Regions from separate parts of the Homo sapiens genome. Here region 2 is linked to region 1. A link is an interaction called in ENCODE POLR2A ChIA-PET data of the cell type or tissue named here. Cell type or tissue: Panc1. All regions are shown on one strand. Each heading gives the region's core, and the rest is flanking DNA. Links, peaks and the distances in the headings are about the cores only.

Evidence for each region. ChIA-PET counts read pairs that join two places held together with the same protein. Peaks named below come from ENCODE experiments on the same cell type or tissue, not always from the same donor. Only the 100,000 strongest peaks of a DNase experiment are listed, where the experiment ranks them.
Region 2: POLR2A ChIA-PET joins it to region 1 with 24 read pairs; 2 of 35 experiments call an interaction of 5 or more read pairs at or near these places.

The regions. Positions count from the first base shown.
Region 1 is chr4:152,968,344-152,978,771 of GRCh38, reverse strand. It overlaps FHDC1 (FH2 domain containing 1), which reads right to left. Exons shown (of 12, transcript NM_001371116.1): 11 at 6,231-6,395; 12 at 1-4,097. The coding sequence ends at 2,049. Among named protein-coding and RNA genes, the nearest start is that of FHDC1, 37 kb to the right of the region's middle. RefSeq lists enhancers at 4,676-5,195, 5,196-5,716, 5,805-7,004. In Panc1, for the core only: no CTCF peak of the experiment used is centred there; no DNase peak of the experiment used is centred there.
Region 2 is chr4:153,147,179-153,157,606 of GRCh38, reverse strand. It overlaps a transcript of TRIM2 not described here. Among named protein-coding and RNA genes, the nearest start is that of TRIM2, 52 kb to the left of the region's middle. RefSeq lists a silencer at 4,154-4,243. In Panc1, for the core only: no CTCF peak of the experiment used is centred there; no DNase peak of the experiment used is centred there; H3K4me3 peaks cover 1,721 bases; H3K27ac peaks cover 923 bases.

The DNA.
Region 1 (10,428 bases), core at 3,588-8,587:
AACGTCAACCACGTGGATTCCCCACAAACGCATCATATTTGCCTAAATCCATCTATCTACCAATGTCAGATCTAAAATGAGGTTTCACTAATAAGTGACCTAAAATTAAAAAAAACACAAAAAAGTTTCTTAAAAAAAAAATTCCAAGAATTTCCCCGTTTCCCAATTAGTCTCAGAGGAGTCGTGAAATGGGCATTGGGTAGAAAAAGTCCCATGTTTTCAACTGTTTCTTTTGAATAAAGCCTGATTCCCCCACTCTGCCCCCGAACTTTTCCCGATGATATACATTCTTCTGAAAGCAATTTCATGCTTTTAGTCTGCTTTAAAAAACCTGACTTGGTTCTTCTCAGTATTTAAAAACCACTGTACCAAGGAAGAGATGTCCACGTTAAAAACTATTATTAAGAGACAGAGACAAGGAGAGAGAGACTCTCTCCAGGCCATGTTAGAAAAGAAGGAAGTGCTGGGAGCACACAAAGAGAGAAGAAAGGCTGGGAGACAGAATGGTTTGCACCTCCCTGTAACCAGAGTGAACACAGGTCATAGCAGCCTTCACTCAGTTTTATAACAGACACACGAATGGAGGAACATGGGATTGGAAAGACGCACACTGTCAAACAGCCCTGATGCCTTTCCACTAAAATATGGCACTTCTAGATTCCAGAGAAATCCAGCATTCTACCAGGGGCTGCCACCCATCTGCAGGGAAGCCTGCCCTGCAACCATGAGGCCCTCAAGGCTCATACTCCACTGCTCACAATGCGCGCCCTGAATACATGGAAGCATCTGATTTCTGTCTGAGTCCAACTTTCCCTCCTGTTCCTAGACAGACTCACACCCAGAGTCATGCACGGAGAAGTGGGCAAGCCAGACAATCTTCAGGGAGACACAGCCCATCACAGGATACCCAAGGCTTATGGGGAAGTCCAGTTGCCAGCAACGGACCCTGTGTGGGCAGGTGAAACTCTGAAGCCAGAGAACACAGGAAGATAAAAATATCTTCATACTGAGGATATACTGGCCAAGTGTGGTGGCTCACACCTGTAATCCCAGCACTTTGGGAGGCTGAGGTGGGAGGATCACTTGAGCCCAGGAGCTCGAGATCAGCCTGAGCAACATAGTGAGATCCCATCTCTACAAAAGATAAATTAAAAAAAAACAATTAACCAGGCGTGGTGGTGCACGCCTGTAGTCCCAGCTCTGAGGGAGGCTGAGGTGGGAGGATCACTTGGGTCTGGGAGGTCAAAGCTGCAGTGAGCTATGATTGTGCCACTGCAGTCCAGTCTGGGAGACAAGAGCACGACCCTGTCGCAAAAAAATACATATGTATTTTTTTCCTGGGAGGCATTTCACTCTGCAAAAGGAACCAAAACTAGAACATTTCATTTTTGTTTTGTTTTGTTTGAGACAAGGTCTCACTCTGTCATCCAGGCTGGAGTGCAGTGGTGGGGTCCTGGGCTCAAGTGACCTTCCCATCTCAGCGTTCAGAGTGGCTGGGGCCACAGGCATGTGCCACCACACTCGGCTAAATTTTGTATTTCTGATAGAGACGGGGTTTCTCCATGTTGCCTAGGCTGGTCTCGAACTCCTAGGCTCAAGCAATCCACTCATCTTAGCCTCCCAAAGTGCTGGATTACAGGCATGAACCACTGCACCTAGCTAATTTTTATATTAAAAAGAAAGTCTTTGATATATAAAAACTGGCCTGAAAAAAACTTTTTTGACTTGTTTCATAAGAATGTCACTTTACACTCCTACTAAATCTTTCTCGGGATCCGGGCTTTGGGGGAGGGTGGGGTGCATGGGGGAGGTGCGGCCGTCACAGTAGTGAACGTGCATCCATCTGGACGCTGGACTGCAGCAGGGCTCAGCACAGCAGGCTGCAGTCCACAGGCCTCCTGGACTGTGCCATCCCAACAGCGTCACTAGCAGTGGCACCAGTGGCTGCTTTATCTGTAACAAAGACATGCTGCCTCTTTCCCCATCCTCGTCCCAGAAGTCAGTCTTCACCGTCTGAATCCCAGGAGGCAGGAGAGGACAGGCACCCATCACTTCCGTAAGGGATTGAGGATTCTCCCCAGCGTGGTCCGACTGGAGTCCTTCCGACGGAGGGAGGCCCTTTCCCCAGCCCCTCTGGCCTTCAGAGGGGCCTCCGTGTTGGCACTGGGACCCTCCGCAGACTCTGGGCGCTTCTTGGGGGCCCGGGCACTGCTGGCTCGCCTCAAAGTGCTGCTGTCCTTGGGAGCGGCATCCTCGGGGTCCCCTTTCACCCTCAGCTGCCGCTGCGACACTGTCCGAGTGATGCCGGGGGCTTTGGCCACGGGAGGAAGATCTGTTCTCATGCTTCGAGAGGAGGAGGCCACTGTGTTCCGGGCAAAGCTCGGGACACGGGGTAGTTCGTGGGGGACGCTGGGCACTGACGGGGTCTTGGGCTCTTCTTTGGGACTCTCAGGGCCCTCGGAGTGGGCGCGGCAGGTCTTATTTTCCTCAGGCTTCTGTCTGGGGAGGTTCCTGAGTGGTTTGGCACTGGGCTTCTTGAAAGAACCCCTGGGCTGCAGGGGAACGTCCCTCCCCGGACGGGTGCTGCTGGAGCCGCTGCTCCCCCGCGGCAGCCTCTGCTCTTCGGCGCCTGTGGAGGCCCTCCGCACGGAGTTCTGGCGTGACCACACAGTATCTGTGCTGCTGGGGGGATTCTGGGAGGGCCCCCGGGATGACAGCTCTGGTCGCCTCCAGCCGGCGCCTCTGCTGGACTTGGTGATGGGCATGACCTTGCGCATGCTCTCGTTCTCTGAGGCGGTCAGGGTCCGCACAGACTTGGCCACTGCCCCCTGGCTCCGCCGGGCGCTCCCGGGCTTGGAGGCCCCGGGAGACGCCTCTTTCAGGGAGCCTCTCTTTGGTGCTACAACATCTTTCCTTTTGGTGGGTTTGTCCCTGGGCAGGCCGCCCTTGCAGCTGGGCTCACTATCCACAGAGACGGGGGCAGGAGCCTCCCCAGGGGGGCTGGATGTAGGGTTGGAGGAGACTTGGCTGTCCCCCATTTCTCCAACCCCAGAGGACATGGAGCCATCCCCTTCCCCGCCTTCCTCCGGGTCCCCGCCTCTGGGTCTGGAGTCGGTTCCCTCTGAGCAGTCCAGGGTCAGTGAGCAGTCGGTGGTGTCCGAGATGCAGAACAGAGGTCTAGGATCTTTGTTCTCAGGGTCGCTGCTACCCACAGATCCCAAAGCTGCACTTCCAGGCTCATCGGGGGCAGCCTTGCCATCCTCCAGCGCTGGGCTGAGACTCCCCAGGGCATCTCTGCCCATGGGTGTCAGGCTGCTGCTGCTGGCACTGAGGGACTGCGGGCCCCTATGCCCCACAGACTCTAGCTCCATCGGGCTGAAGTCACTCAGAGTCAGCTGGGAGGTCTCCTCCATGCCCTGGGAACCCTGGAGGTTGAACTGGGCCAGCCCTGTCACCAGCTCATGCTCCTTAATTCCCAGAGCCAATGGCGAGAGAGGAGGGGACTGTGCTGAGCCCAGGCTCACCGGCTCACTGTACCTCTTTCGGAGGACACTGACGCCCTGGCGCCGAGCTCTGGGGAAGGCAGAGGCATGGTTCTCAGGCTGGGCGGCTGCAAGCTGGTGCGCCTGTGCTGAGGGTGGGTTGGGGGCCTCCTCCTGGCCCCCCGAGGCCTGAGGTTTGTGTGCAAAGCTGGAGTCCTGGTGCCTCACTTCTGCAGGCTCCAGGCAGGCTATCGTGGGCCGGGCCTGCCGGGGGCTGCTCCGGGGCAGGCTGTGGAACTTATTGGGCTCCTCAGGGCTGCCGGTGGAGCTCTCCAAGAAGGTCAGCAGCTCCCGGTCAGCAGAGGGACCCAGGGAGAGGCGGGAGCGGCGGGTGTTCGGGGGCCGGTAGGAGGGGCTGGAGGGGCTGATGGGCCTGGGGTGCAGGAAAGGGAGCAGGCCCTCTGCACCCTTCTTGGTCAGCAGCTCCACATCATTCTCACTGCTGCTCCGGCCAAATGCCCCCAGCTCCCCAGTTGCCCAGGAGCGCTGCTTCTGCTCCTGCTCCTTCAGCCTCTGCAGCTGCCTCAGCTCCTGCGCCTCCCGGTCGTGGTTGTCCTGAGGGATGGAGAGAAGCCCGAAGATGCATGAGACATGTGGGACCAATGTGCAGTTCCAGAGCCACCTACGCTAAGAGCCAAAGAAAGATACAGGCATGGAGGGGAGCTCAGGGTCATGTCTTACACTGAGAAAGAGGCTGTGTGTGTGCACATGCATGTGTGTGTGTGTACGCATGTGTGTGTGTGTAGAGGGAGGGTGAGGCTCTTCAAAGCTACTAGGGATCTGAGCAGAAGGGGTGAGTGCTGTAGACCTGGCCCAACAATCTGTCTACAGTTTTTATCCGATCCTTGGGCCCAACTTCCAGCTTTCCAGCCAAGGCACTGCTCAGTGGAGGCTGCCATTCCACATAAGCATGCGACCTCAACTCCAAGGAAAGCCAACTCTGTTTCTGAGCAGTATAAGACACAGAGGACTTCCAGGAAAGGGCTATATAGGCAATAGCTGAGAAAAATACTGTGGGTATTTAAAGAGCGAGCCTCAAATTGTACTTCTGTGCAGCATGGATCTGTCCTACACACATTCATGTGTAGCACATTCTACTTAACAGTGATTTGGATGTATTAATGTATAGCCACAATATTAAGAGATGCTCTGTTCAGCTCTGTTCCCTGACTGCTCCTTGGTAAAGCAACACCACACGTGGCATGGTGGCTCTGCCAGCTGCAGCCTGCAGCACATGGCTCTGCCTCTCACGTCCTAGCCTGTTCCCACAATCAGAGAAGAGGAAGAGGAGGAGGTGTGCTTTACAAATCTTTCAACCTTCACCCTGCTCCAGAGAACCCAGCCCTTCCCATCGAAACTGCACCAGAGCAAGCTCACATACCAAAGCACACTCTACCACCTGGCCATGCACTTTAAATAGATTTGTGTCATGGAAATATGTGGATCTCACAGCCCAAATGTGTTATTGTTAGCAGTTTTACTTGACAATCAATTTCCTCCAATGATGGCCTTTCCCTTCCAAGTTTCTGTGGGGCTCTAGCCGGGGACTCTTGGCTCCGCCTGCAGCTCTGGCCTCAGCCTCCCACCTCGTCCCCAAGTCTCTCGGGCCTTCTTTAAAGATTGCCTGTGGTGGTGGTGGGGCCGGTGCCTGGCTCTTTGGACAGTGGGGCTGAGAGCATCACACAGGTGGCCTCACAGGCCTATGGAATTCCTGGGAGTGAGGGCCTCATTAAGAGCCAACTTGGCCTTGACACCCACCACTGCCTCCCACAGCTGAGCTCACTTCTTGGCCAGAGGAGTGCAAACGTGGCCACAGGCTGAGCCTCCTTCTCTTAACTGGATAGAGAAAGGAGGGGTCGAGAACACAAAGCAATTCTGGGCTTGAGAGAAATCTGACCAATCCCTCAAAGAAATTCAGCTATGGACTAAGCTGCATTCCAACTGGAGGGGGAGAGATGACTCACGAGCTTTGCTTCCTCAACACCACCCGAAATGAAGGGATGTGAGTGGCCGGTTTGCTTTCAATTGATGAATTAAAGTTTTACTTGAAAGCCAAGCAACCCAGAGAGTTTTCTGGCTTCTACATTAAACCCAGAGATGACTGGAATTGGTGGTTGAAGGGCAAGAAAGGTAGCTGTCTTGCTCAGTATGGCAGCAGGCTTTGTGGTTATTTGGGAATCTGGAAGACCGCTCTGGGGAGGACCACATGGTTGCCCTGGTGCCAATCCCACAGTGACGGCAGCAGAGCTTGGAAGAAGGGAAAGGGAGGGCCGTTCCATCATCCCACCACAACAGAAGTCTCCCTGGAAGAGGACGTTCTCTTCTGGGAGCGGGAGAGAAAGACATTCAGGATCTTCAAGAGACTTTTAAATGGTATGACAGCCATCATGGAGGAACTTTACTAACAAAATGCTCTCAAGGCATTAATGTGAGTGTCAGGGAGCCTGTGCACCAAAGTAGCAGAGGCAGTCAAATGCCTCCCCCTGATGCTATGCAAGCCCTCGGGGCTGGGATGGCAGAGCCACTTTCCAGCAATCCCAGCCGAGAGCCTGGCAATACCACCTGGGCCAGATGTCCCCGAAACCGTGGAGATGCAAAGTGCCTTTCTGTGGTGAGCAGATGACTAGGTCGAGAAGAAGGAAAATAAAAATCCAAACAACCCCAAGACACAGATGCTGCCAGATGTACCTTAACTGCTTTGTTGAATTTGGTACAGAAATCTCTAAATATCTGAAAGCATTCATCCAGTTTCATGGTTTTTTTGTCTTCACAGAAAAAATCTATAAGGGTGTAGGCCTCATCCTGGAGCTCTTGTTTCCAGCATTCCAGTTCCCTCAGCTTTTCTATGGCAAACTGCGGAAAAACAAACGAACACACACTGAGGTAAACGTTGTCAGCTGAGGCGGCGCTGGGCACTGCATCCGGTGCCCAGAGAAGACGTGCTCTGGGGTTTCATTTCAGGTCTTGGAAAAGGAAGGTTTATTGCAAGGCCAATGCAATCAGAGCCAAAAGGAAAATAATTCAACCCAGAACAAACCTCGGGGAAAGCAAGGTGAAGTCCCGTGTGAGACCTAGACTAAGCAACAAGATAGATTTAAGAACTTTAACCTGCAGAACGTCACTAACAAAATGTTCACTTTTAATGTCACTGAAAAAAATTACACAGGTATACAACTGGTTTTTACCAAGGAAGATCCATTTTGCATCTGTTCTTCTTCCTCTTAAAATTGAGTCTTACACTGGTCAAGAGTTTACTTTAGGGTCCCTGAAGCTACTCGCTCTACTGATGCATTATCAATTTTGCCCCACTGAGAGGGTGTCTAAGCTTAATCCCAAATGAGCTCTGTGAGGGTCAGGGTCACCCCCACAGGACCAAAACCCTCGTGCCTAAACCCGGGGTGCTGATCCAAGTCAGCTGGGAAGCTTGGCAACAGGCCATGCCTGTATTCCTCCCGTTCGATTTCACAGGTTTGGGGTGGACCCAACACTAATATTTTCTGAAAGCACCACCCCAGGAGATTCTGATGGGTCCCAATGGCTAGGCATTACTGTCCTTTACAAAACCACCCTCTTTGCTTCTTCATTTTCTCCTAATTCTTCTAGGACAAATAAGTCTCTGAGGCCCCTGTGCATTCTGGTACTGCCTCAACACAGAGATGGGAAGAAAGGAAGCTTGTTTTCCTCCAATGATTTCCAAGGCCTTCAGCATGGAATCTGCCATGTCCAAGGGTCACACACACTTCCCCGATGGCAGTTCAGTGACAACATGGGGAGCTGCATGAGGAAGCAGTATGGTGCGGAGAAAAAGGGCTCCACAGCAGCCACAGCCCATGAGAATGAACATTTGGAATCACACTGAAGTCTTATGTTGAGACCTGCAGGGTCTCACTCCATTACCCAGGCTGGAGTACAATGGTGTGATCATGGCTCACTGCACCCTTGACCTCCTGGGCTCAAGCAATCCTCCCACCTCGGCCTCCTGAGTAGCAGGGACTATAGCTATGCACCACTACACCCAGTTAATATTTAAATATTTTGTAGAGACAGGGTTTCCCTATGTTTCCCAGGAAGGCCTCACGCCATCCTCCCACCTCAGCCTCCCTAAGTGCTGGGATTACAGGGGTAAGCCACTGAGCCTAGCCTATGTTGCTTCCTTGTTTACTGGGAAATAATGGTTATATGAAGAAGGAATGAATGAAGTATGTTACTTTATGAAATCACATGTATCATGTTTTTAAAAAAGGTTATATTTGAAAACATTTTTTGAGTGAAGTGGGGATGGGCTGGGAAATGGTAAAGCTAAAGTTGCCCACTTTGGAGGGGTAGAACTGCTGTTTGAACCTGTGTGGAGAGCTACAGAACCTACAGGGAAATTCTGTGAAGACGCCACCTATTACCCACTCCAACCCACTTTCCCCCTTAAAAGCCCTTCTCTTAAACCAAACACACTCAAGAGGTAGTAAGAAACGAAAACTATGTAGGAAACCAAATACCAGAGAAAGTAACCACCTGAGTCAGTAGCCCAAGGCAGTGTGTGCATTCATGCTGTATTTTTCTTTATGGAGGAATGGTATTAATGAAAGGATAAATCTTTGCCTGTCATTCTTCCACAGGGGGAAAGATGGATTCCAGCCAAGAACAGCTCAACTGCAGAAAAATAGGCCTCTTGACAAGAATCTACATGGGAGCTCAGCTCCACCTCGTATGTTTCATCTCTAGATCCTGTGGGGATTGACAGAGTACCAGGAAGGAAAATCTTAAACACACTGAAGTCACCCTTTGGACTTGGGAAAATGAAACATTCTGAATGTGGATCTGAACAGTAACCACACTTGAAGTTACCGGGCAGGAGTTCTACATGATTAGGGCCAGAAATGGAAAAGTTCAAAGCTACACTGGCAAAGCAAGAATGTCAACAGGTTAGCAGCTGTAGTGTCCAAGTCAACCTTACATCTCTAACTTGCCTGCTACACACTGAAGTTTCAAACAAGTTTACTCAGTATTTCTTACCCCAAGGGTGAAAATGCTGAAATAGATCTGCAAAAATGTGTTCCTGTTATTTTTCTGCTCTGAATCCTTGAAGAGTTCCCCACTTCTTATGGCATAGAGTTTGAGTCCAGCATTCAGACTGGTGTTCAGAGACCTGAGTGCCCTGACCCTGACCTACCTCGAAAAATTTTATCTCACCTATTCAAAAGGAAGTTGAATTTAAGAAAGAAAAGTATGCAGCTGTATGAAACGTTTTACTTATAGAGATAAAAATGACTGGGTTGGCGCAGTGGCTCATGCCTACAATCCCAGCACTTTGGGAGGTGGGCGGATCACGAGGTCAGGAGATTGAGACCATCCTGGCTAACACGGTGAAACCCCATCGCTACTAAAAATACAAAAAATTAGCCTGGTGTGGTGACATGCGCCTGTAGTCTCAGCTGCTCAGGAGGCTGAGGGAGGAGACTCACCTGAACCCAGGAGGTGGAGGTTGCAGTGAGCCGAGATCGTGCCACTGCACTCCAGCCTGGGTGACAGGGTGAGACTCTGTCTCGGGAAAAAAAAAAAAAAAAAAACGACTGCCAGAAAGAAGTGTAAAGGGTTAAAACAAGACTGACTATGAAAAGCAGTCCAGAGGTGAGGCTAAGTCAGAGCTGTTCTTCATCCTAAGCTTCTCTGTGTGAATATTGACTGAGATGGTAATAGTTAATATGAGAACTTGGAGGAATGAAACATCCAGAATTTTAGTCTTGATGTGCAATGGTCCTTATTCTTGATTTTCCGGATTTGTTTAATGCATTCGTTTACTGTTCAGTATTTTTGTGGTATTGGTGGTGGTGTTTGTAACAAGAAAATTAGTTTGGTTTTACTTGAAGGAAAATACAGAGCACATGTTTAATAATAAAAATAAACTCACAGCAGAGCCAAACAAAATCAAGCATCCGCCGAAGGCCATAATATTTTGAAGGAGCTGAATTAAGAAGCGAAGGCTTCAGCTGGCACAACCTCAGGAGCACACTGTTCCTCCCCAGTGCCAAGGGCAGCCCTGCTACATGATTCCACCTCACAGGTCTCAAAACACTAACAACACTTCAGGTAGCATAGCCTTTCGCTGAAGACTAAAAGCATGAGATGGTGCCTTTTTTTTTTTTTTTAATAAGGAAGATAAAAGAAGTATGTCAGACTATGCGATTAGTGAGTCACAGTGAGCTGTCACAAACATGTCCACTCTGCTGTTTTTTGTTGATGTTATTTGGAGCAGCTCCCGACACACCCTGTGGGCCCTGCGTACTCCTGGTGTTGACGGGCACAGCTCTCATGTGTTCTGCTGCTCTCATTATAAAACATGCCAAAACGCAGCTTGTTTCTTCAACATAAACAAGTGAAGAAATGACAGCCCAAGTTCTAAGGCATCTTGATTTCTGTGGAACTTTGTTCTGTTATCCGAAAGTTTAACTGGTTTAGAAACAAAACTTGAGTTGCCAGGTATAGCCCAAGTGCAACTCCATGGCTGATACCAGTTCACCACAGTAAACTGCAATCGTGCAAACTGAGCAGTGAACAACAGGAGCCTCGCAGAAGCACTGTCCCTAAACAAATACATCAGGCTTGGGCTGGGCGCGGTGGCTCACACCTGTAATCCCAGCACTTTGGGAGGCCCAGTGAGTGCGGATCACCTGAGGTCGGGAGTTTGAGAGCAGCCTGGCCAACATGGCAAAACCGCGTCTCTACTGAAAAAATACAAAAATTAGCCAGGTGTGGTGGTGCATGCCTGTAGCCCCCAGCTACTCGGGAGGCTGAGGCAGGAGAATTGCTTGAACTAGGGAGGCGGAGGTTGCAGTTTGCCGAGATCGCACCATTATACTCCAGCCTGGGTGACAGAGCAAGACTCCCTCTC
Region 2 (10,428 bases), core at 2,433-7,432, 180 kb before region 1:
GGAGAGAGATTATGCCAGGGTAGAGCATCTCAGCCCGAGCCTATGGTTTTGGCAACTCAAAATTGGGGCTGATGTGGCTTCTGCTCCTCCAAGAAACATATTTCTGTGTTTGACAACCAGAATCCAACCAAACAGCTGGATCTTACTTCCTTTCCTTTTCCCTGGGCCATTTACACATTCTAACTTCAAAACTCCCCTTACCTTCTCATTGATAGTGAAATCTTTGGACCACAAGCCAAAGATTTGACTTTGGAGAACCAAGAGGCTGGCAAAAGGACTGGAGACAGCATGGCCATGGCTTTGGGGTTTTTCTTTTTTTGTGACCTTTGGAGGGGAACCTGACACCTGCTCATAGTCGCTCTGGTTTTGCCTGCTTAGCCTGTGGGAACTGAAAACAGGCAGCTGCTTAAGGATGTTGATTTAATTTATATACAGTGCAACCTTGCTAAACAACACTGTTTTGAACAAAGCTGGCTTCTGTGTATCAGCACTGGAGTAAGTGCCCATCTCTTCTGCGCCACATCTCTGCCACCTTGCACACACAGGTCTCTCTGCCACCCTGGAAGGCTGTCAGTGCCTCATCATTGGGAAAGAAGAGAGGTGTCACCCTGGTCTTAGCACTACAGCAGGGTGGGCAGGCAGGGGCGGGGAATGCTAGAGAGGCAGGTGATCTGCCTTCCTGTTACTTCACCACCTGGCCCCACCATCCAAAGTACAACAGCCCTAACCCACAGGGGAGAGGCAGGGAGAATCCAGTCAACTCTCAGTGCTAGTCCGCCTGGATTTGTTGTACCTCTGGTCAAGATAGTCTTGTCTATGCAGAGAGGTGTCGATTGCTCCTCTTTGGTGATGGAGACATACTATACTCCGTGGCTTGTGTGGCTTAGAGAGGCTAGAGGGAAATTCAAGAGATGAGTGAACTGGGAATTTTAGAGTCTCATTTGTAAGAATCATACTTCAACAATGGTGCTGCTTATAAGCTTATATATATGATCAATCCATACTCCTCCCCTCCCCTGCAAGAGATGGGGCACCAGGAGGCAGCTTCAGGACACTTCCCAGGCCTCCTGAACCCCACTCACCCCATCTACATCACCAGTGGAGGGAGCAAGGGAGCTGTGAGTGGCGGATGTGGGGGAGGTGGCAGGCGTGGTTAAGAATGGTTAGAATTCTCACTGTCTCAGAATCTCCAGGGGGCAGCCTCCTTAATTTACAGCCAGGGTAAGATTAGGGAACTAGAAACGTTCCTTTATTCAAACAATCCAGAGAGATCTATGGAGGGGTAGACACTCGGCCAGGAAGACATGACATGCCTTTAAAAAGACTGAGGCCAAGAGATGTTTCTTCAGGTTAAAAAGAAAGCATCAAATCATAAAACTGAAGCTAGAAGAGGCCCCGGGAGAGCTCCCATTCACACCCGTTACCCACAAAGAAGGCAAAAGTCTGGTTGCAGTTGCCTATCTGGATGAGGGGCCAGCTTCGGCTGGGGTGTTTTGTTCAGCAAGCACGAAACATTTTAAAATGCTTTACCCTTAATTAGTTGCCAACCTCTAAAGATCTGGAGATGTCATATTCACAAATGTAAAAACCAAAAATTCCAGCTTCCCTTGGCAAATCAGAAGATCTGGAGAACATTGAGTGTGGCTCACAGCTGCCTCCTCAGCAAGTGAACCCCAGCAGGTCCTGGCCCTCCTTGGATATCTATGCTCCCTGCCTGGCCCTGCAGTGGTAGACTTTGTCCTCTTAGGCATGGACCAACGTTTCTCTACCTAGTGTTTTGCCTAGGGAGCTCCTAGAACATATCCATACCTGGGCTTATACCAGTTAAGTCAGAATCTTGGAGTCTGGGGAAGGATCCAGGTTCAGAGGAGTTTTTAAGTCCCCAGGTGATTCTAGCCTGCAGCTAGGGTAAAGAATGGCTGGGCTGGGGCCATGAACGGCAGATGATAAATTGTTCACTTCTAGACGCCTCTTGGTGGTTAATTTTACTTTTTCGCCATTTTGTAAGTTTTTCATTATATCCAATCAAAATCTGGTTTTCTCTTACTCCATCCTTCTCAGCCCCTCACACATTTGACAGTAACGAAGTCGCCACTCCACCTTCTCTCCCTAAAACAGCCTCGGTTCTTTTAGTCTCTCCTCTTTCCACCTCATTATTTGATTTCCCCATTCTGAACCCCTTCCCTCCAATTTCTGCATATTCTTTTTAAAGTACAGTGGACAAAATTAAGAACAATACCCTAACCATTATTTTACTAGAGTAGAATTCAGTAGAAGTATTTATTTCTAGTTTTGATATGTCATATGTAATATTTCAGAATCACATTTATTTCTTTTAACAACACTTCTACTTAATCATCATCTGGTTTTTATTAACAAGAAACTCATGTGCAAAAATCTGAGAAACCCCACTCTGAGATGGAAAACCAAAATTTGGGACACATTTTTTCTTTCTTTCTTTTTTTTTGAGACGGAGTCTCACCCTGTTGCCCAGGCTGGAGTGCAATGGTGTGATCTCGGCTCACTGCAACCTCTGCCTCCTGGGTTCAAACAATTCCCCTGCCTCAGCCTCTCTAGTAGCTGGGATTACAGGTGCCCACCATTACGCCTGGCTATTTTTTGTATTTTCAGTAGAGACGGAGTTTCACCATTTTGGCCAGGCTGGTCTTGAACTCCTGACCTCAGGTAATCCGCCTGCCTCGGCCTCCCAAAGTGCTGGGAATACAGGCGTGAGCCACTGTGCCTGGCCAATTTGGGGCAAATTTAAGCACCAAATGTCAAGCATTATTTTTGAGGCAGACAGACATCAATCTTTCCCCAGGGCCATAACCTGATAAATAAAATTAAAGAGACCATATGTGTCCATATGGACACCATGTGTGTACAAGCAATTGGTTAGTGTATTTTTAGGCAAATTCTAAGCTATACTGATTACTACTTTTCTGAGGATTATTATATTTTAATTTTTCCACTTTGTAGTCTTTCTGTCTTTTCTACTTGCTCTCATTAAGCCAATCCTCCAATGTCAGGTTAAAAGAAAAGCTGCTTGGTGGGAGATGGAAGACACGCAGAAATCGTAGCCTATCTCTTAGGCTAGGAGTTAGATATTACTTTGATGGATATCTGATATTATCCTGTTACACCCATTATATGGATGAGGAAACGGAGACCTGGAAAGTTTAAGTAGTTGTTCACTGTTCATTGCTCACACTCCCAACACAGGGTCCTGGCTCTGGTAAGCCCCTCTGGGGAAGGTGAGGTCTTCCATTGGCTATCAGCCCCTGACCGTGGAGGCCAGACACCACATCAAGAAACCTGAGCCTCAGAGACTGCAGTAGTTAGACTTCAGGTCCGCCTGCCTCTGTATCACATATTTGGGCCTCAGCCAAATCAACACAGAAATGCACTTGAAACATTAAACAGGACGTTCTGAAACCACGTGACTCTGTGAAACGCTCCTCGGAACCTTTAGGGAAGGGCCGAGTTTCTTTAAGAAATGTGTAAACGACAGAGACACACACCCTTGCATGATGCCAGCTCTGTAAAATTAAAACCTTGTCTGGAATTAAATATAAAACTGAGTTGAACTTCAAGATTCCTTTTAGCAATCTATAGTAAGGAAAAAAAACCACACCCCCCACACTCATATTTTGGGGAGAAAGGAGGGAATTGAGGTCTTTTCACTTCATGTCTGCCCTCTTAAACCCCTTGTGCGAAGAGAAGGAAGAAACGAGTTCTGGGCGCGGCGAGAGACTGAGGCCTGCAGGGCTCTGAAATCCCAAAGGCGCTGAGATCTCAAAGAAACCCAGACGCGCCCCCTCCGGGGCCCGGACTCAGCGATGCGCGCCGCTCCCTGAGACGCCGCCACGCCCGTGTCCCTGCAGGACCGGCCGCAGCCGCCACTGCGCAGCGCACAAAGGTCCCCACGGGCTGGAACACTGGCCTCATCTCGTTTCGAGCCAACCGTAAAACGCGCCTTCTCTCCATCTTCAAAAAGGGCCGGAAAGATCGGGGGCGGGACGGGGCTGCCTGCCCTGGCTGCCTAGGCCAAGGTTATTTCCTTTGTGTGTGGATCCCCAAAGCATAGGGCGGTTCCAAGCCCGGCGCTGGCAACCCTGCACTCAACGCCCCCGTCTGCAGCCTTCCGGGCTGTCGCCTCCTCGCCAGCGCGCACCACCTCCAGACGAGGCGTGGCGACGCGCGTCTCGGGGCCCTCCCGCAGCCCCGCCGCACGCGCGCCCGCCTCTCCTATCCCTGCCTTTCCGTCCCCGCCACCGGTCTGGAAGCTTTAAGCGCCTAGCCGCCTGCCAGCAGCGCGGGGGACACAGATACTCACGTTTCCAATTGCGTCCCGAAGCGCGCACTGCCCCCGCCGCTGTAATTAGAAGGACAGGAAAGGGCTCTGAGAGCTGCCTTTCAGGCAGCGAGAGGTGACAAGCAGGCGACCAGCTGAAAGCCCCTCATTTTCTGCAAGCTCACTCAAAATGCTCCTCAGTGCCGCCAGCGCAGCTGCCAGGTTTAATAACTGTGTCAGACCGCCCGCCCCTCCCCCACAAGGAGCCACAAAGATGACAGGCGGGGAACTAAATCCGCATGCCTAGCCGCAGTCACCCGGCCTCAGCCCCAGCGACGCCGCCGCTGAAGTGACTGTGCAGGGAAAGACCATGAAAAGGTGCAAATGCCAGCCTTGACCTAGGAATTCTCCAGAGACCACTTCCTTCACTCCGAGCAGAAATCGGATCCTTTTCCCAACAGTATTTCTGAAACAAAACAAGAGGCAGGCGCCTTTCCAGTTAACCTAACATGCATTTCAAATGCAAAAGGCTCTTTCGCAGCAACACTCGTCCCTATTTCTACTGGATTTCTGGGTATCGGTGGGATATTCTGCGCACCATGCAAAGCGTAAGAAGCTCATTCAACTGCTCTGCTCCCGTTTCAGTCGCGCGCACCAACACTCGTGTCTGTCCCCAGGACCCTGGCCAACAGAACCTTACTGTCTGAGGGGGCTCCTTGGCAGTTCCTCGTCGATTTGGACCATTTCCAAAGCACGGGCAGCTCCTTGATAGCGACTCAATCTTGTCAAGCAGGAAGGAATCAGTGGTTCTGTTTTGCAAGTGGAATATCAAAGTAAAGTACTCCACCGAAGTTAGAATTTTATAACATATATATATGTGTGTATATATATATATATATATATACACACATATATATATGTATAAAAAGACTGATCCCGAGCGCACGGCAGCCCGGCGACCACGCCCCAGGCCCCGAGTGCCCCGACTCCGCCCAGAGAGCCCTTCCCCGCGAGGCCCAGCCAGCCGCACCTGCCTCTGCGGGGGGTGGTTTCCCGGGAAACTCCGGAGAGCCTGTTCTCCCTCCAGACACGCGGTTCCCTTGACAACTGCGACTTAGCACTAGGCCTTCTAAGAAGAATGTCCATGAATGCCTGTTTTAAATCACAGATTCAAAGAGATTGACGAGGGTGGTTGGGCAGGAATAAGACGGCAGTGATTTGGGGGAATGGAAGAGGGGCCGCGCGAGCCTGAGTGGGGTCAGTGGCTATCGCAGGCGAGGGACTGCGTCGCTCGCCCTTCCCTACCAGTGAGTTAATACCTGGCTTTAGAATGAATTCCATCATTCCCTTCGGCTTATTTCCTTTTCTCTATTTATTTTCCTTAAGATACTATTTAAACAGTTATTTTGCACTGACAGAGCACTAGCTGGCTCCAGGTAGGAGTGAGGAGAAGCCCATAAAGATGTATGAAACAGAGGTGAGACTTCATGGGAATAATATTTGGCTATAGATGATCTCGTGCACAGAAATTCAAGAATTGTTTCAAATACAGTCTTGCATCATCAGGCCATGATGCTTATGAAATTTCACTCATGATTTCAGTCGGTTTCTATGGAGAAAAGAGGAAGTGTAGATGAGACTATGCATATTTATTAAACATTTAAATGTTCACATGCCACCTGGTTCCTTTTGTTTTGGTTTTGTTGTTGTTTGTTTGTTTGTTGAGACACAGCTTCACTCTATTGCCCAGGCTGGAGTGCAGTGGTGCCATCTTTGCTCACTGCAACCTCCGCCTCCTGGGTTCAGGTGATTCTCGAGTCTCAGCTTCCCGAATAGCTGGGAATACAGGCGTGAGCCACCAAGCCAGGCTAATTTTTGTATTTTTAGTAGCGATAGGGTTTCACCATGTTGGCCAGGCTGGTCTTGAGCTCCTGGCCTCAAGTGATCCGCCCACCTTGACCTTCTCAAGTACAGCTATTACAGGTGTGAGCCACTGCCTGACCTCTATCTTGTTACTTTTGGTTACAGACATATCATACTAATCACACCACAAATAGGCGCTAAAAGGTAAAATGAAACAAGTTAATGAGCTTGCATCTAAGGCATAAGAAGATTGTATATAAAAAAAATTACACATGCCCCGTACTGGTTTATCCTATGATCAATTATGTATTCCGTATTTGAGCTATTAAAAGTTAAAGATCAGTGGCATGTTTGAATTAATGAGATTTTACTATACACATTATGGTAATATGATTATATTAATCTCTGGGTTGAGACTGAAATATGTACATACAAATGCATCCTTTAAAAAGTCATAAATTCATTTCTGAAAAGTTTCACATGCATCCAATTTTCACAAAGCAAGTGATATTTCCATATTCTAGGGAAACGGTTTATGCAAAATAAAACACACAAGAAAATTTCTTCATAAAGCAAAAAAACCTTTTTGTTAAGAAAAATCATGCGTGTAATCCCAGCACTTTGGGAGGCTGAGGCGGGCGGATCATGAGGTCAGGAGATCAAGACCATACTGGCCAACATGGTGAAACCCTGTCTCTACTACAATACAAAAAAAAAAATTAGCCAGGTGTGGTGGTATGCGCATGTAGTCCCAGCTACTCGGGAGGCTGAGGCAAGGGAATCGCTTGAATCTGGGAGGCAGAGATTGCAGTAAGACAAGATCGCACCACTGCACTCCAGCCTGGCGACAAGAGCGAGACTCCAACTCAAAAAAAAAGAAAGAGAAAAATCATCTAATTTCTGTTTTTAAATTTTGTTTATTTATTTATTATTTTGAGATGGAGTCTCACTCTGTCACCCAGGCTGGAGTGCAGAGGTGTGATTCTGGCTCACTGCAACCTCTGCCTCCCAGGTTCAAGCCATTCTCCTGCCTCAGCTTCTCAAGTAGCTGGTGCTCACCACCAAGCCCAGCTAATTTTTGTATTTTTAGAAGAGTCGGAGTTTCACCATGTTGGCCAGGCCTGTCTCGAACTCCTGACCTCAAGTGATCCACCCATCTCAGCCTCCCAAAATGCTGAGATTACAGGTGTGAGCCTGTGCCTAGCCTAATTTCTGTTTTGAAAATTCACATGCTGTATCCTGAATCTGCTTTGAAGCACAAATTTTGTAAACATGTGACACACATGTTTATTTGCAAATGGAGATCCCTAAAGCAGAAATATGTATACCCAGCAATAGAATAGACATCCCTACATAGGCATCTCCTAATACATTTCATGTTTGAGAAAACAGAAAATTCTAAACAGATCATCTTCACTTTTAACAAAAATTAACAATGAACATTGTAGAAGTCAGTTAAAAGATACTAAGAATGCAGTCATTGAAAAATGTCTTTCTAAAGGATAATTAAGAGCAGGACGATTATATTCAGAATATTATATTAACTGATAATATTAAGTGAGATTCAAAACAGTAGATAGTTGTGATTCCAATCTTTTTCAAAATTATATGTGTGTATACTTACGACTATGATGATTTGAGGGAATTCTTGGCTTTATACTTGCCAATTTTTTTTCTTTTTCCTTTCATCTTTTTCTTTTTTCTTTTTTTTTTTCTTACTCTGCCCCCCAGGTTGCAGTGCAGTGATACAAACATGGCTCACTGAAGCCTTGATCTCCTGGGCTCAAGTAATCCTTCTGCCTCAGCCTCTCTGAGTAGCTGGGACTACAGGTGTGTACCACCATGCTTGACTAATTTAACAAATTTTTTTTTTGTAGAGACAGGGTCTTGCCATGTTGCCCAGGTTGGCCTCAAACTCCTGGGCTCAAGCAATCCTCTCGCCTTGGCATCCCAAAGTGCTGGGATTACAGGCATGAGCCACCATGCCTGGCAATATTTTCTATTTCATTTTATTTTCTATTTTATTTATTTTAGAGACAAGGTCTCGCTATGTTGCCCAGGCTGGTCTTGAACTCCTGGCCTCAATCAATGCTCCTGCTTTGACCCCTATATTTTCCATGACAAACATTTCCATGGAGAGCAGTGTGGTAGAGTGGTTAAGATGGTAGATTCAAAGTCAGAGGCCAGGTGCAGTGGCTCATGCTTGTAATCCCAGCACTTTGCAGGGCTGAGGTGGGAGGATTGCTTGAGGCCAGGAGGTTGAGACCAGCCTGGACAACACAGGGAGATCTTGTCCTACCAAAAATAAAAAATTAGCTGGGTGTGGTGGTGGGTGCCTGTAGTTCCAGCTACTCGGGAGACTAAGATGGGAAGATCCCTTGAGCCTAACAGATTGAGGCTGCAATGAGCTTTGACTGCATCACTGCATTCCAGCCTAAGTGGCAGAGTGAGACTCTCTAAAAAATAAACAAACAACCCCCCCAAAAGTCGGATAGATCTGGCTTTAAATCTCAGCTGCTACTTCCTGTGTGTTCTCATTTGAAAAATGGGATTAATAATAGCACGTTACTCAGCATGGTTGGAAGGATTAAGTGAGATAATGCCTGAAGAATACTCAGCACAGGACCTGGCACATGGAAGAATGTGCTCATTTTGGCAAATGTGTTTATCCTAATTTGTAGGCTTTTTTTTTTTCCAGGATTTTAGTTCTACATTGCACATTTTTGACCCTTCAATTAGACCTTCTTTTTATTCTTCTCCTTTGTCTTTGTCTTTCTTCTTCTGACAGGATCTCACTGTGTTGCCCAGGCTACAGTGCAGTGGCGAGATCACAGCTCATAGCAGCCTCCACCTCCTGGGCTCAAGTGATCCTCCCACCTCAGCCTCTTGAGTAGTTGGGACCACAGGCACATGCCCCCACTCCCAGCTAATTTTTTAAATTTTTAATAGAGAAGAGGTCTTGCTATGTTGCCAAGTGGGTCTCGAACTCCTGAGCTCAAGCAATTCTCACCTTGGCCTCCCAAAGTGCCCAGCCCACTATTATTAATATTTTATAAATGCAACATTGCTTATATTTGTACACAGTTTTTACCTATATTTCTCATCATTCCTTTTTGCTTCTCAGAATGTCCTTCTGGGATCATTCTCCTTTTCCTTAAAGTACATCCCTGGGAAGATTCATAGAGTGTTTTATTACTGAATTATCTCAGCTTTGGTTTGATAATGTCTTCATTTTGGTTTTGTTCTGATATACAGTTTCACTTGACATGATTTTGGGGTTCACGGTTATTTCTTTTTCTTTTTCTTTCTTTTTTTTTTTTTTGAGACAGAGTCTCACTCATCGCCCAGGCTGGAATGAATGCAATGTTGTGATTATGGCTCACTGAAGCCTCTATCTCTTGGGCTCAAGTGATCCTCCCACCTCAGCCTCCAGAGTAGCTGGGACTGGAGCTGCCACATGCCTGGCTAATTTTTTGTATTTTTTTTGTAGAAACGGGGTTTCACCATGTTGCCCAGGCTGGTCTCAAACTCCTGGCCTCAAGCAATCCACCTACCTTGGCCTCCTAAAGTGCTGGGATTACAGATGTGAGCCACCACGCCCAGTCTCATGGTTATTTTCAAGTAATACTTTGAAATATAATTCCGCTGTCTTACAGCTTCACTGTTGCTATTGAGGAATCAGCTGCCATCTAATTTTTGCTTCTTTTTCTAGTTAATCTGTCAACTTTAGGTGTTTTGCTTCATGTTATGCTTGTATTCCACTATATTATTTTTACAAAATGTCAAACACACTTATTTAATATTCCATACCGATCACTCTAGTATTCAGCCTTTGCAGGTTTAAGTCAGCAGCTTTTTGTCTCAGCTGACACTTACTCATGTCTTATTTTCCTGTTTATTTAGTGGTTTTTATTTATGGTGAATTCTTGTATCTGGAAGCTTTATCCTGTGGGAACTCTGTGTTAAAGTGCAATGCCCAGGTAGGTGAATTAGGAAGATTGAGACACTTCCCACATGAAACCACTTTAAAATAAATTTTATGTTTAAAGCTTTCAAGCCCAGTAGCAAGTGTACATTTCAGGTTCACACACTTGTGAGTTGGAGCATATGGTTGGGCAGTTCTGAGCATTTCTCCATACTTCACCCAGAGCCAAGCCTGAGATAGGTAACATGGTGTTATGTAGGTACATTTTTCCCTTGTATAATCATTGTGTTGCTTTTCAGGGGTTCTGGCTTCAGATTGGGCATCTCTTATCTGGCCTCCAGCCCTG